Regions from separate parts of the Homo sapiens genome. Here region 1 is linked to region 2. A link is a contact called in ENCODE Hi-C or POLR2A ChIA-PET data. All regions are on one chromosome and are shown on one strand. Each heading gives the region's core, a stretch centred on a gene start or an enhancer-like site at or near the end of the contact. The rest is flanking DNA. Distances are from core to core; before and after follow the strand shown.

What was found. Hi-C counts contacts between places; a loop is a spot of excess contacts on that map. ChIA-PET counts read pairs that join two places held with the same protein, here RNA polymerase II (POLR2A). Pooled maps may share reads with other maps.
Region 1: a loop to region 2 is called in a pooled map, with 6 times the contacts of the local background. The contact joins the promoter of SNHG20 here to the enhancer-like site in region 2. A Hi-C loop is called at or near these places in 1 of 168 maps with a recorded cell type or tissue (endothelial cell of hepatic sinusoid), 1 of 37 single-sample maps with no recorded cell type and 7 of 50 pooled maps. POLR2A ChIA-PET finds 5 or more read pairs at or near these places in 10 of 52 experiments (A549, HEK293T, HepG2 and 6 more).

What each region holds. Positions count from the first base shown.
Region 1 is chr17:77,085,255-77,089,962 of GRCh38, reverse strand. It overlaps SNHG20 (small nucleolar RNA host gene 20), which reads right to left and starts at 1,320. Exons shown (of 3, transcript NR_027058.1): 1 at 1,014-1,320; 2 at 692-810. MIR6516 (microRNA 6516) reads right to left here and starts at 546; the gene lies at 466-546. It also overlaps a transcript of SEC14L1 not described here and SCARNA16. RefSeq lists enhancers at 839-948, 284-1,218, 1,139-1,448, 715-1,914.
Region 2 is chr17:76,995,486-77,000,205 of GRCh38, reverse strand. No RefSeq gene overlaps it. Among named protein-coding and RNA genes, the nearest start is that of SNHG20, 91 kb to the left of the region's middle. RefSeq lists enhancers at 1,720-1,799, 1,755-2,295, 4,466-4,720. Within about 2 kb of position 2,010, at least 5 of the 41 ENCODE cell types and tissues checked have a DNase peak (open chromatin) inside an H3K27ac peak, as active enhancers do.

The DNA.
Region 1 (4,708 bases), core at 71-2,570, 90 kb before region 2:
CCTGCAACCTCTCCACCTCCTGGGTTCAAGCGATTCTCCTGCCTCAGCCTCCTGAGTAGCTGGGATTACAGGCACATGCCACCATGCCCAGCTAATTTTTTGTATTTTTAGTAGAAATGGGGTTTCATCATGTTGGCCAGACTGGTCTCGAACTCCTGACATCAGGTGATCCACCCGCCTCGGCCTCCCAAAGTGCTGGGATTACAGGCATGAGCCACTGCACCTGGCTGAATTATGCCCTCTTAAGTGTGATCATTTAACCTTGTCTCCCTAACTGGGTTGTAGTTCCCAGAGAACAAGGGCCATGACTGTTTTCTTCATCTCTGTATCCGTAACATTTAACATGATGTCAGGCCAATGTATCAACAAATGTTTATTGAATGAAAGACATGACAGTAACATTGTTTATGAAGTTTTGAAAAGCAAGGGCTCTCTGATACTAACTACAACCATTTTCTTTAAACGTAGGTCCTGTTTGCAGTATCATACATGATCATCAAACTGCTGCTAGAATGCTCACACCTGTTACTGCAAATTCAAAACCCAGGAAAGACTTCTTCCGGGAATTTACTTTAGGTCAGGGTTGGGCTGCCTGGTACCATGCTGCACCCACAACTTGGCAGGCTCAACAACACAGGAGCCTTTCCCCAGACCGTCTGACCTGAACACTTTGTCACCATGCTTGACATACCTGGATGCCCTGCTGAGGTCACTTCGAATGCTCTCATCAACGAGGGGCAGGAAGAAAATAGTGGTTGCTGCATGTTTTCAGCCAATCGTCGGGGGATATTTCTCATTTTCTGTTGAAACCTTGGGGGAAAAAGTAACATAATGTGCTTTAAAAGGACAAAAGTCATTCGACGCTTACCACACTCCTAGAAACCTGGGCTAACCCAGCCAGGGACCCCAATGCTTTTCTGCTGGCTACGGGGCCTCCCTACAGCTCCTCATTCCAATTTCGGTGGCTGTGTGCGGACCAAGTTCTCTTTTGTCGCCTCCCGTCCAAGCCCTACTTGCGATGGGAGAAGCCGTCCCCGAAATCCCGGGCGCCGTGGAGGGGGTCTGGTCTCTGGGTCTCTGGTCACCCGGTCAGTGCCTCCAGCCCCCGGCAGAGCTCTGTTATCGTCCCGGGGCGAGCCCAATTCCGCAGGCTAGGGCCGATGGCGGCGGAACTGTGGTCAGGGCTGCCCTGAGTCATCCTGCGGACTGCGAGTCGGCGACCACCAGGAGGCGAGAGCGGGTTTCCCCTCCAACAGGCCAAAGCACGTGTCTCCACTTACTTCCCACTCCCCTGGGCGGAAGTAGCTCCGTCAGCAACTTCCGGCCGGAAGTGATAACTTACCATAGAGATAGCAGCTAGAGAGTCGATGACTTTGGATCTGGGTCATCCAAGCCGGACTTAAAGGGGTCGCAGCCCGCGCGGTGTGATTAATGGGGACTAGAGCCTGGGCCAGAGGGGAGGGCCCTGGAGCGAGGGAATCAGAAGGAACATCCCATTTCTTGAAAGCCCGCTGGGTTCCTGGAGCCGTGAAAGCATTATCTCTCTACTCCTCATGCAACCCTCTGAATTAAGTGCAAAGACCACTCCTGTCTTGTAGATGAGAAGTGGGGCGCTCCGGAGATGCTTGGTTACTTTTCCAAGCACAGCCGGCCAGGAAGTGGCAGAGCTGGGTTCACACCTAAGTCATTTCTGCTCCAAACCCAATGCCCTTTCCACCACCCCAGGTGGCAGGAAGGAGAAAGCTCAAGAGCAGAGGGGCTACGTGAAGATGCAGGCCGTCCTGGCCTATTGGGATACCCCCTGAAAAGCCTATTGCTCCAAAAGACCTGGTAGATTCCCGACAGTTCACTGTCTGTGGGCACAGGAAGCAACGAACAGGAATCTTGCTCTGAGTCTAATCCCACAACCAAGGAAGAATTGCTGGACCTTGTCTCAGAGGCGTTTGAACCAGAGCAACTCCATCTTGAATAGGGGCTGGGTAAAATAAAGCTGAGACCTACTTGGATGCATTGCTAGGTCATACAGCTCATAAAGACCTTGCTGATCAAACAGGCTGCAGTAAAGAAGACGGCCAAAATCCTCCAAAACCAAGATGGCTATGAGAGTGACCTCTGGTTGCCCTCACTGGTACACGCCCACCAGCGCCATGACAGTTTACAAATGCCGTGGCAACGTCAGGAAGTTACCCTACATGGTCTAAAAAGGGGAGGCATGAATAATCCACCCCTTGTTTAACATATCACCAAGAAATAACCATTAAAAAAAAAAGGCCAGGTACACTTTGGGAGGCCGAGGCAGATGGATCACTTGATGTTGGGAGTTCGAAACCAGCCTGACCAACCTGGTGAAACTCCATCTCTACTAAAAATACAAAATTAGCCAGGTGTGGTGGCACACACTTGTAATCCCAGCTACTTGGGAGTCTGAGGCAGGAGAATCGCTTGAACCCAGGAGGCGGAGGGTGCAGTGAGCCAAGACTGCACCACTGAGGCCAGGCATGGTGGCTCGACCCTGTAATTCCAGCACTTTGGGAGGCCAAGGCGGGCAGATCACCTGTGGTCGGGAGTTTGAGACCAGCCTGACCGACATGGAGAAACCCCGTCTCTACTAAAATTACAAAAAATTAGCCAGGCGTGGTGGTGCATGCCTGTAATCCCAGCTACTTGGGAGGCTGAGGCAAGAGAATTGCTTGAACCAGGCAGGTGGAGGTTGCGGTGAGCCGAGATTGCGCCATTGCACTCTAGCCTGGGCAACAACAGAGAAACTCCGTCTCAAAAAATAAAATAAAATAAAATAAAATAAAGACCGTGCCACTGCACTCCAGCTTGGGTGACAGAGCGAGATTTTTATGACCGCACCTCCTTCACAATGTCTTTGAGTTGTCTCACTCACATTCAACAATACATACTGTTAGTTTTATTAACTTGGAAATATTTAACTTACATTTTTGTTTTGATGGAGGAGCTACAGTTCTGTTTTGTTTTACCATATTTCATGAGTTTACATAAGAATGAAAGGATATAATTGTATAATCAGCTTAACTGGAGTAAACAGGTTTGTAAACAACGCAAGTGGCTTCAGGCAGGCATTGGGCTCACCTGGTTGGAGCAGAAGCCGGGTGCCCCAGGAGGGGAGCCTCCAGGTTTCTTTTGTGTGGGTGATCCCCGTCAGTACCACTTGGAGTGGGAGAGGGACTTTTCTCAAAGGAAGCAGGGGTGAAGGCGTCCTGGACAGGCGAAAACTACAGGCGTCTACTACATGGCCCTACCTCTGCCCCCTGGTGGTGGCTCTTGGTGGCGCTGCTGACCACAGGTGATGTTAGAAACAAGCCAGCCGTGCACCTAGCAGGTCTTCTCCGGGGCTGCCTGTCTGACCTGCAGGATAGAGTCCACACGATTGCTTTCCCCCTCTTTTTCCATTTCTGCTTCATTAGGAAAAAACAAAACTCAACAAATCACCCTTACCTGTCCTGGCCCTGTTGATCTGACCGCCTTTCATCACCTTGGTGCCCACACAGACCCCTGCTCCAGCCATTCTGCCCAGCCCAGCTCCCAGACACTCCGCGCATCCGCACTCCAGCAGAGCACACCTGCCCTTTGAAGCCAGCTCTGGTCCCAGGTGACAGTTTCTTCTCACATGCTCTCCGGTGCCAATTGTTTGACATATCCTGTGTCCCCTGGGCTATTTGTTACACACCTTTCGATGAACACATCTGGTCTCTGTTGAGTGGGGCTGTTCTCTCTAAAGGCAGGGTGTTGTCAGCATCCTCAGCCTTATCGGGAAGATGAGGTCTGCAGCAGGAACCTTTGCCCCCACCTCCCCAGACGAGAGAGGATGAATCCCCCGGAGCTGGGAGGGCTGCAGGAAACAGAGATACACATCTCCTTCCTGGCCAGATGCTTGCTACATCACAGACCCTGCCAGCAGGTCCTGGCACTGCTGCCAGAGAGAATGTGGTGAGAGGCCAGGCATGATGGCTCATGCCTATAATCCCAGCACTTTGGGAGGCTGAGCAGGTGGATCACCTGAGGTCAGGAGTTCAAGACCAGTCTGGCCAACATGGTGAAACCCTGTTTCTACTAAAAATACAAAAATTAGCTGAGTGTGGCAGTGGGTGCCTGTAGTCCCAGCTACTCAGGAGGCTGAGGCAGGAGAATTGCTTGAACCCAGGAAGGGGAGGTTGCCGTGAGCAGAGATCGCACCATTGCACTCCAGCCTGGGTGACAAGAGCGAAACTCCATCTCAAAAAAAAAGAAAGAAAGAAAAGAAAAAGACAAAAAAGAAAGCATAGGGAAGCCGGGCATGGTGGCTCACACCTGTAATCCCAACACTTTGGGAGGCCGAGGCTGGTGGATCACTTGAGGTGAGGAGTTCAAGACCAGCCTGGCCAACACAGTGAAACCCCGTCTCTACTAAAAATACAAAAATTAGCCGAGTATGGCAGCAGGCGCCTGTAGTCCCAGCTACTCGGGAGGTTGAGGCAGGAGAATCACTTGAACCCAGGAGGCGGAGGTTGCAGTGAGCTGAGATTGTGCAACTGCACTCCAGCCTGGGTGACACAGAAAGACTCTGTCTCAAAAAATACATAAATAAATAGTTTTGTTACAATTTTGTATGCAGGGAGTCAGGGACACACTTATATAAACATTTTCTTTCTTTCTTTTTTTGGGTTTTTTTTTTTTTTTTTTTTTGAGAGAGAGTCTTGCT
Region 2 (4,720 bases), core at 761-3,260:
CTAGAGACGGGGTTTCACCATGTTGGCCAGGCTGGTTTCGAACTCCTGACCTCAAGTGATCCTCCCACCTCGGCCTCCCAAAGTGCTAGGATTGTAGGTGTGAGCCACTGCACCTGGCCTAGATTAAGTATTTTTAAATTTGCAGATTATATAACAGATTATATAACTGCCTGGCCTTGGGCAGGTCACGAAACCTCAGTGTCCATCTACCTCCCCATCTGTGAAGCAGAGATCATGACAGCATCTGTGGTGAATTCTGGAAACTCTATGGTCAGAGGGTACAGGTTCCACAAGGCAGCCCCCACTTCAGACCCCAGCCACAACAATGAGGGTCCCAGGACCACCCTCACTTTAGACCAGCTTGCTATGAATTTGGGGGCCCGCACAACCACCGTCTCATTTGATAATTTTCTAGAATGACCTACAGAACTCAGGAGAGTGCTATACTTAACAATTATAGTTACCGCAAAAGGTTACAAATTAATGGCCTGGCGCAATAGCTCACACCTGTAATCCCAGCACTTTGGGAGGCTGAGGCAGCCGGATCACAAGGTCAGGAGTTCAAGACCAGTCTGGCCAACATGGTGAAACCCCACCTCTCCTAAAAATACAAAAATTAGCCAGGCACGGTGGCGCACGCCTATAATCCCAGCTATTGAGGAGGCTGAGGCAGGAGAATTGCTTGAACCCAGGAGGTGGAGGTTGCAATGAGCCGAGATCAAACTACTGCACTCCAGCCCAGGTGATAGAGCAAGACTCTGTCTCAGAATATATAAATAAATAAATAAATAAATAAATAAGTTACAAATTAGGACCAGCCATGGGACAAGATGCACAGGCCAAAGTCTGATGGGATCTAAACGCGGAGCCTCTGGCCATCTTCTCCCCAGGGAACCCTGGGCGGTCTTCCCACCTCCTGGCCCTAATGCCTGACAACATTCAAGAGTGCTTCCTGCCAGGGAAGCTCACCTGAGGCTTTGGGGTCCAGAGCTTTTCCTGGGGCTCCATCACACGCTAACCATGTGACTCACCTATCCTCTTCAGTCCCTCTGGAGGTCGGCACTGATACGGGATGTCCTGAGGCCCCCATCATAAACCGCATTGCTGGACCCTCCAGGGGCCAAAGCCCTTGGGCAACAAAGACACTCCTGTCAGGAGGGACATGGTGTGGCCTAGAGATCACCCTCCTCCGCGGTAACCAGGTCAGAGGCCAGGCATTCTTTGGGTCAGTTACCTCTCCTGCACGCAGTGTCTAGCTCCTAGGGCTGTGAGGGTTCTGCGAGCTAATCCCTCAAAGTGTTTGTTGCAGTGAATGCTTGATACATGTGAGTTGCCATCATATCACAGCACTGTATTTAGAAAGGGCACTGTCTCAGGCTGTTAGAGCAGGGCTGAGTTTTGGCTGGAGAGATGATGCTATAGATACCAGGGACCCTGCCCTGTCAGGTGCAGGATTTACAGCAGGATGAAGGAGAACCGCCCCGGTCTCTTGAGCCCCCTCACCCTCTCCCAGAACCCTAGAAGGGAGAGTTTCCAAGAGCACAGCGTTCCCAGCCAGTGGACCCTCAGAAAATAGAAGTTGACCGAGAGTCTAAGATGGGCTTGAGCAAGGCAGTTTATCAGGGCTTTCAGCTGGAGCAGCAAGGGGGACAGTACAGGAAGAGACCTGCAGCTGGCTCCCCAAAGCTGGTCGGACTGTTGATTTATTTTCCTTCCGGCCTCCTCCAGATGACATCATTGCATGTTTAGGGTGGTCTGTCCATCATGACTGCACAGTCTCTGTCACGCTTCTTCACGCGACGCATGTCTCATTAGCATCTCAACTTTCCATCCGGGGTATGATGTTTACCATTAAAATGAAGCAAAGGTACAGTTAGGGCGGGCTAGGACCTTGCTGGGGATGTGCATTTGGGGATTGTGGAGAGTCCCTACTGTTAACAGCCACGACATTTGTGGTTTAAGCACTCTGTGTGTTTTAGATTTACTTGGCCTATTTTTGTGAAAGGAAGCGTTTGTGGTTACAGGGCTGCATGGCTGAGTATGGCTGCAGTCAGCATGGTGTGTAAGGAAAACAGGGACCCTTCCCCCGTCCCTGTTCTGCTTTCCCCAGCTGTCTCAAAAAGGGCACTTACAGCGGGGCGCCAAGCGAGGGGAACAGGCAGCTAAGGCTGAAGACCCAAACTCCCGACGGCTCACAAGCAGGGGTTTTGTTTGTTTGTTTGTTTGTTTTGAGACCGAGTTTTGCTCTTGTCGCCCAGGCTGGAGTGCAGTGGAATGATCTCGGCTCACTGCAACCTCCGCCTCCTGGGTTCGAGCGATTCTCCTGCCTCAGCCTCCCGAGTAGCTGGGGTTACAGGCACCTGCCACCACGCCTGGCTAATTTTGTATTTTTTAGTAGAGACGGGGTTTCACCATGTTGGCCAGGTGGGTCTTGAACCCCTGACCTCAAGTGATCTGCCCACCTTAGCCTCCCAAAGTGCCAGGATTACAGGCGTGAGCACAGGCAAGGGTTTTTAAAGGCAGGGATGCATTTCAGGAAAGCGAGGGGTGCATTGCAGGTAAAGTTGTAAACCCATACATGGAGGCTGTACCTCAGTGTGGCCATGGGCATGATTCTCCAGGCCTCTCAGGATGAAATTCTGAACAAAGAACGGCAGTCAGAGTGCCGCCCTCGGTTCCCCACATCTGAGGTCTATAGGATAGAGGCTGGCAGTGGGGGTTTCTGAAAAACAACTCGAGAACATATGTGAAGATGTTATCTTTAGTTTCTGTAGGAACCAAAACACCTTGTTCCTCTGGCTTGCTTGGGAGGCTCCTGTTGCTCTCATCTTGTTTGTTGCTATCTTCCTGCTTATCCGGCTGCTCATTTATTCTCCAAGGCTAGCTAGTGCCTGGAATTTCTCCTGAAGGAACTCAAGACTTTTCCTTTATTTCCATGCTGTGGTTGGGGGGTGGGTGCGGGCAGGCCCCTAGGCGGGTCCCCGCTCTGTCTCTGCATCAGGAGAACTCATGGGACCCCCTGCAGAGAGCCTTGAAATGTGTCTCCTGCAGCAGAGAAATGCAAAGCATGGACACCTGGCCCAGCCTGGAAATGCGTGAGTGAGGGGGCCAGGGGTCTGCCTCCCCCAGAAACATCTCCATGGTGAGGAAATGGCTGTGGCCATTCGGGTGGTGGAGCGGGAGCCCTACAGGCCCAGGTTTGTGTGTCAGGGCAAGGAGATGGGAGTGTTCCTTGCAGACCAGAGAGAGAATCACAAGGGGCTACCCAAGGACCCTACCAGTGGGGCCGTCTGGAAGGGGATGGGGCAGTGCCCAGAAGGATGCTCGGGGGGGCTTCTGCTGGACGTCACATGGGACTACTCAGGATTTGAGGAGCATCCCCCAGGGTCACAGGGACCCAGAGCCCAGCAGGGAACCTTCCAGGAGCCCTTGGAAGCCAAGAGGGGAAGCTGTCCAGGCGAGTGAGGACCACCCTAGCAGGTTCCCACCTCCTTCCCCCCAACCCCCTCTCTCTGCCAGGGCTGGGGCAGATCATCCGCCCCATCCCCTTCCCATTGCAGCCTCTGGACTGGAGCAGGCTGAGCTGGGGAAGGGAGAAGATTCAACCCCTAGTTCCCTTGAGAGATATGATTAAATATCATGGGCTTGTAGGGGTGGAAAACTCATTTGTTCCTACAATACTCATAAGTTCTCAGCTGGAACAGCCTCCTGGAACAAAAAGACAGATTAACAAGAGAAAGGCAGACGTGCATCAGCATGCATGCTGCCTTTTTCTTTTCTTTCTTTCTTTCTTTTTCTTTCTTTTTTTTTTTTTTTTGATATGGAGTCTCGCTCTGTTGCCCAGGCTGGAGTGCAGTGGCAGGATCTCAGCTCACTGCAACCTCTGCCTCCCAGGTTCAAGCAATTCTCCTACCTCAGCCTCCTGAGTAGCTGGGATTACAGGCGTGCGCCACCACACCCAGCTAATTTTTGTATTTTTAGTAGGGACGGGGTTTTGCCATGTTGGCCAGGCTGGTCTCGAACTCCTGACCTCAAGTGATCCGCCCACCTCGGCCTCCCAAAGTGCTGGGATTAGGCCCAGCCAGCATACACGTTGCCTATGTGCACAGGAAGCACCCAGGGAATGCCTGGTTCTCAAAGAGATGGCTTTGAATCCCAGATCATGTTGCATCTTCCACAGAGAACAGTACATCTTTGGAGAAGTCACAAGACAAAGGGAAAGGACTTTGGGTGCAGCCCCCTGGAGAGGCACAGAGCTGGCGGGTGCAGGCTGGCTGGGGAAACCTGTTCTTGTGGATGCCTCTGGAGCTGGCCTCAGGCCCACAAGGGTGCAAAGGTGTCTTCAGTGGCTCAGCTTTGCTCCGTGGTAGAAAGGGGAGTGGGACAGCTTCTGTCTCTACAAATCTATGTCCTGCTTTTAGGCAAACAGAGGGAGTGCAGAGCTTCCTGCACCTGCTTCTTCTTAACTGCCCGCAGCTCAACAGCCTGATGCCAAAAGGTGCACATTTTGGGGCGGCACATTTCTGATCTTCCACAAGCTGAATATTCTGAAGACCAAATTAAGACTGTGTTTGCAACCCAGCGTGGCCACGAGCTATTACCTAAGAGAAGGAGCTGGGGCCATGCATTTGCTAATGTTTGCATCCAGGGGTGAGGGACAATGGACCTCCTCCCATCGACACATGAAAGGGCAGGGGAGAAAAAGCAATGACGTCAGGAG